2 separate regions of the Homo sapiens genome follow, and region 1 is linked to region 2. A link is a loop called in an ENCODE intact Hi-C map of the cell type or tissue named here. Cell type or tissue: psoas muscle. All regions are shown on one strand. Links, peaks and the distances in the headings refer to the core of each region. The heading gives the core; the rest is flanking DNA. Region 1 overlaps HIBCH (3-hydroxyisobutyryl-CoA hydrolase). Region 2 has its middle 27 kb from the start of MSTN.

The links. A loop is a pair of places that touch in the nucleus more often than their neighbours do. Peaks named below come from ENCODE experiments on the same cell type or tissue, not always from the same donor. Only the 100,000 strongest peaks of a DNase experiment are listed, where the experiment ranks them.
Region 1: it touches region 2 in a loop (10-fold over the local background); 34 of 110 quality-filtered maps call a loop at or near these places.

The regions. Positions count from the first base shown.
Region 1 is chr2:190,313,835-190,316,757 of GRCh38, reverse strand. The region is part of intron 1 of HIBCH (3-hydroxyisobutyryl-CoA hydrolase); the gene reads left to right. Among named protein-coding and RNA genes, the nearest start is that of HIBCH, 4.5 kb to the left of the region's middle. In psoas muscle, for the core only: a CTCF peak has its summit at 1,836 (motif pointing right); no DNase peak of the experiment used is centred there.
Region 2 is chr2:190,087,813-190,090,735 of GRCh38, reverse strand. It overlaps a transcript of AKAP19 not described here. Among named protein-coding and RNA genes, the nearest start is that of MSTN, 27 kb to the right of the region's middle. In psoas muscle, for the core only: a CTCF peak has its summit at 1,707 (motif pointing left); no DNase peak of the experiment used is centred there.

The sequences.
Region 1 (2,923 bases), core at 297-2,796, 230 kb before region 2:
CTTTTAGGTTGTTTTCTGTGTTAGGAATCATGAGCCTGAATGCAGAGGCTGAGAAGGAAGCATTGAAAGATGCTGGCTAGATGGCAGCATGGGGGACTGGTGAACTGGAGAGAGTGCTCTAGAGAGGAGGCAGCTTCTCAGCCCCAGCCATTGTTGCCCTTATAGAATATAGACCCAGGGTTTCCATTATTACTGATTTTTCTGGAAAACCTGGAAAAAGTGCAGTTTTAGGTGAAATGTCTTGATTTTTAAATGTTAGTAGTTTTTTTCTGTTTTTCTTCTTTTTAATCTCTACCATTCCATCCAGATAATGTTAGTAGTTTTAAAACTGCTCGGCTGGGCATGGTGACTCAAGTCTGTAATGCCAGCACTTTGGGTGGCTGAGGCTGGAGGATCACAGCCCATGAATTTGAGACCAGCCTGGGCAACATAGACTGTCTCTCTACAAAAAATTTAAAAATCAGCCAGGTGTGGTGGTGTGCGCCTGTAGTCTTAGCTGTTCAGGAGGCTTGAGTCCAGGAGATTGAGGCTGCATTTGAGCCCATGTATCATACCACTGCACTCCAGCCTGGGTGACAGAGTGAGACCCTGTCTCTAAAAATAAATAAATAAATAGAATACAAAAATAAAATGCTGCTGACCAATACCACAGTTACAGTTGGCATCTTTCTGGCAATTAGTTTTCAACTGCAGCCTTCTCATTTATTCCTTACAGAAAGCTGAGAGATTCCAGTGTCTCAGTGATTGTACATGCATGTGGCATAAGATATACCTTTAGTTCTAACTTTTCTTTCAACCTCTAGTCTCTTTCTTCTGTTGACTATTTCTGCTTATGTCAGTACAAATTCAAATTCAAAAAATTGAATTTGTATTTCGTCCTGCAAACCAGCTAGCTTCTTTCCCTGTCTTTTCTATATTCTCCTGGTTGTCCTGGCTTGAAATCTTAAAGTCATTTTTGACATTCCTTTCCATTGAGTTTTTACTTTATAAAAACTCTTAATAATATCACTCCCTTCTGTTTCCACATCTGCTGTTCTTCATCACCCCATGCCTAAATTATTGGCCTCCTGGACTTGATTTTCTGCTCTGTTCACACCTTGCCTACTTCTGGGATAATAATTTTCACTAAGCACTACTTTGTGATGTCTTCTTCCTGCTTAAGCAGTTTCATGTAGTTGTTTAATTTCGTGAGGCCATGTTTGTTTTATTGGATAATTGCAAAAAGTTCCTGAGTGATAAAGTTCTCATCTAAGACAGTTGTTTATTTAAACTTCACGCATCATAACCACCTGGAGGGTTTGTTAAACACAGATTTCTGGGCCCCACAGTTTCTTGTTCAGTAGGTCTGGGGTGGGGCAGAGAATTTCAGTTTCTAGTCAGTTTCCAGGGGATGTTGATGGTACTTGTCCAAGAACCATACTTTGAGAATAACTGTTCTAAAAAGCCAAGTTGACATCAGTTGAAGGAAATAAGCCTGATAAAGTTAATTAAGAAATTAGAAGTAGCAGGCCGGGCACAGTGGCTCATGCCTGTAATTTCAGCACTTTGGGAGGCTGAGGCGGGCGGATCAAGAAAGAAGTCAGGAGATCATGACCATGCTGGCTAACATGGTGAAACCCCGTTTCTACTAAAAATACAAAAAATTAGCCGGGCATGGTGGCAGGCACCTGTAGTCCCAGCTACTCAGGAGACTGAGGCAGGAGAATGGCGTGAACCCGGAAGGCAGAGCCTGCAGTGAGCCGAGATTGCACCACTGCACTCCAGCCTGGGCGACAGAGAGAGACTCAGGCTCAAAAAAAAAAAGGAGCGGAGAGGTGCATGCCCTCTTCCTCTCCACCAGATGGCAGTTTTGGAACCAATAGAAAAGAAAGATCATAAATTCAGAATTACCTGGGGACACTGAATTCTCAATTACATTTTGAGGTATAAAAGCTAATATCAAATTTTAAGTGACAGCTGAATTTGAATTAGAACGAATGGGCTGGGTGCGGTGGCTCACACCTGTCATCCCAGCACTTTGGGAGGCCCAGGTGGGCGGATCACCTGAGGTTGGGAGTTCAAGACTAGCCTGGCCAACATGGAGAAACCTCGTCTCTACTAAAAATACAAAAATAAGCCGGGTGTGGTGACGCATGCCTGCAATCCCAGCTACTCGGGAGGCTGAGGCAGGAGAATTGCTGGAACCTGGGAGGCAGAGGTTGCAGTGAGCTGAGATCGTGCCACTGCGCTGCAGCCTGGGTGACACAGCAAGACTCTGTCTCAAAACCAACCAACCAACCAAATGGAAGCAATGTGATTATATAGTATTTGACAAGGAATTTGGTTGTGTGTGTATATATATATACACATATATACGTATATATATACATATATATACACATATATACGTATATATATACGTATATATACACATATATATGTATATATACATATATACATATATATACACATATATATGTATATATACATATATATATATTTTTTTTGTAGTAACTGGTCCACAGATTTTTGTGACCTATAAATATTGTGTACAGTGGCTTTGTTTGATAGGTTTACATTAACTTTCTTTGAGTTAAATAAAATTCTGTCTTATATATAAAACTGGGACTTGGAGTTAGTCCTGAGTTCTCTTTGTTTACTTGTTAAAACACTGCAGTTAGTACTTACACTGTTACATAATAGTTGCAAATCTGGCAACACCCTCTTGAACCTTGAACCTACATTTGGGTACTGGCCTCATTAAGGAATCCAAAGTCATTCTGGATTTTTATGCTTAAAATCTCCAGAAAGATAAAATTGAGTCAAGTTGAAAACATTTTAGACGTGGTGTTTTAGGGTAGTGTAGTTCACACTTTAAAAGTAATTATGAAAACCTTATTTAGAAAGTATCCCTAAATAAGATATGATCTGTCACTTCAGTTTC
Region 2 (2,923 bases), core at 155-2,654:
GAGTCACCTTCTGCCTTTTATCAGAGCCTTGTCTGAACTATGTACCTCCATCTTTCACACATGATCAGGCAAGGGATACAAACCTTACACAGGCTAGGACTCAAAGACACGTGATCAGTTAGCTATGGCAGCTAACTTGGTTATATAAAATCAAGACTGAGGTGGTTGTTTGAGGCTATACATAAGTAGAAAAAAGACTGTTCTGAAGAAGTCTGGAGAGGAGACTCAATCCACTTGGGAAGAATCTGCTTTGAAGCTATCTCACTAATGTGCCTGGCGAATTGGTGCTGGCTATTGACAGGAGGCCTCAGATCTTCTCCATGGCACTGTTTGAGGCATGGCAGCTGGCTCTCAGTGAGCAATCCAAGAGACCAAGGCAGAAGCTGCAATGCCCTTTATGACCTAGTCTCAGCAGTCATACACCATCACTTTCACTGTGTTTGTCACCAGGCCATCCCCTACTTACTGTGAAAGGAGTGTATAGAAGGCTTTCTTCGCTTGCTAACAACTAGAAATAAACCCAACTACCTGCCTAGATGAGGACTTTAACACAATAATATTGGAAATGGCAGCAGCAGCAGGAGTGCTGCAATTGAAAAGGGTAATATCAGTCTCTCCCAAAGGAGCAGGCAGGTAGTTATAAGGAGAAAAAAGGGACAATGAGATTACATTTGCACACCATACACCTACAAGAACTACTCTAGGTTAAGTAGAGTAGTTTGGGGAAAGGGGCATATATACCAGGCCAAAGGACTAGAAACACTGCTCTGCATGGTGTAAGAAGTTAACTCTCCTTGACTCCTAGCACAATTGAACCAGTGTTAGGTTTTGCATAGTATATGGAATTTGTGGAGGGCATTTGGGGCAGACTGAACCCCTCTGGAGTAGTCCTAAATTGAATCATAGTCCTCAAGAGTCCTAAGACTTAGGACGTAAGACTCAAGACTTACTCTTAAAACTTAGGACTCTGGGGAGTCCTGTGGTTTTTCGGGAGTAACACTTTGCTGAATGTCTACCTTTGAGCATCAACAGTGATCCTCAAATTCTTTATGGTGTATGTACAGTCACTAAGTTTTTAGGGCAAAAACATGTAATATTGAAATTAGAACTGGCGTTGAAATCCTTACCCTGCTCTTGGATATATGAACTAGTCTATTCTGGCTTCATGTACGTAGCAAGTTAACTATGGAGGAGTAGAAGCCATTAGAAGAATTCTAGAATTTTCAAAAAGGGGTTCTAAAGGAGCTGAATACATTTTTCAGGTGTACATAGAATTTTTAAAAACCTTCAGGATAGGACTGAATTTTGTGTTTTGTTTTAATGTAATCTCATATATTTAAAGAAATATACTTACTCATCACAGTTCTCAGAGGCAAAAAATTAAACATAGCTAATCAAATAAAATATATTTTTCTGAAGGACCCCAGAGTCAAAGGAAGTAAATGATCTCCAATTTCAGCGTAAAAATAAATAAATAAATAAATGAAAAGAATCAGAGAACAAAAACAGCAACAACAAAACCTAGTTGAAATGGACATGCTGAGTACATTTGAAGATCGATTTGGATTACATTTAGGTACAAAGAGAGTCTATGTCTCAGATGGAAAAATCAAGACAAAGGGTAACTGTGATTTGCACACAATCAACTACAACATGAAAGAGCATTGGACTCAAAGCTCGATGTGGCTATAGTGACCCCTGCTGGAGCCTATCTTTTAAACTAAAAACCTAAGTCAGGGCTTCCATGAGAATAACTAAAATTTTCATAGAAAAACTGATTTTGAGAGCTGGGAGAACGCTTAGAGGACATTTAGCATAACCTCCTTACTTCATAATTGATGAAACAGGCCTTTGGCCCAGAGAGGTTAAATGACTTGCTTTAGGTCACACAGCTGGGATTACCAGAATGTAAAGATGTCTCCTCAATTCTTGGGCCTGTTTCCATCAGTGGAGTTTTCTGTTACAACTAATAAAAGTATCTATAACACACAAAATGAGATGTCCAGGAAAAATCTCTTACACTGATTTTAAAATATTCACTTGATCTAGTTAACTAAAACTCAATTTTGCCGAAGAGAGAATTTCTAATTGATATTAACATGATACTTTTTTTTTCTTTAGCCTTTATGAGTTTATACAACTTTGTATCTGACTCAAATTTATTTTTGGAATGTTAAGTAGTTCTGTCCTTCACTAGGTTACCTATGTTCCACATCTCTATTTTAATCTTTTTGAAATATTTATTTGGATATTCTTTTTACGTCCTTTTCCATTCTTTGCCTCTAAAACTTGTTGATAATGTACTAAGCAAAGGGACAAAAAGGAAACGATGGTAAAGGACCTTATACTGGGATTTTCTGGAAGGCCTGACTCTGATTCTTACCCTCTACTCAGAGCTCTGGGACCACCCACTCATGAGTGCTCTTTGCATCTTCATTTTTCTTCTACCAATCAATACTTCTCTTTCTCCACTCCTTAAATCAGAGGTCCCCAGACATATCACGATCATGGGGTTTGTGCATTCACTCTCCTCTCACTGTACCAGAAGGCATAATCCTGGTCCCTGATCATATTCTTAGGTAGTTATGGAAGCTTTGGCAAAGTCACTTTACTCCTTCCACATTTCCTTTCTGCCATCTTTAAAATAGGTATAATAATATCAGCTATACATACTTTACAGTGTTTCAGGGATGATCTCTGTAATTTTTTCCTCTCCAATTATTCAAGCAGGTAGCCAGGTTCTTTTCTACTTTTTTGTGTGTGTCCGGAATTTTTTGCATGGGGAAAACTTAAGCCATCTGAGGTTTTAAAACTCCTTATCTTTTATACAAAAGATTATGGTAGGAGCCCTGGAGAAGGAAGGGAGAAGAGGGCTTTAAGTAAAAAGAACAAGATAGAAGATTGTCCCATTCTGACTAGAAAG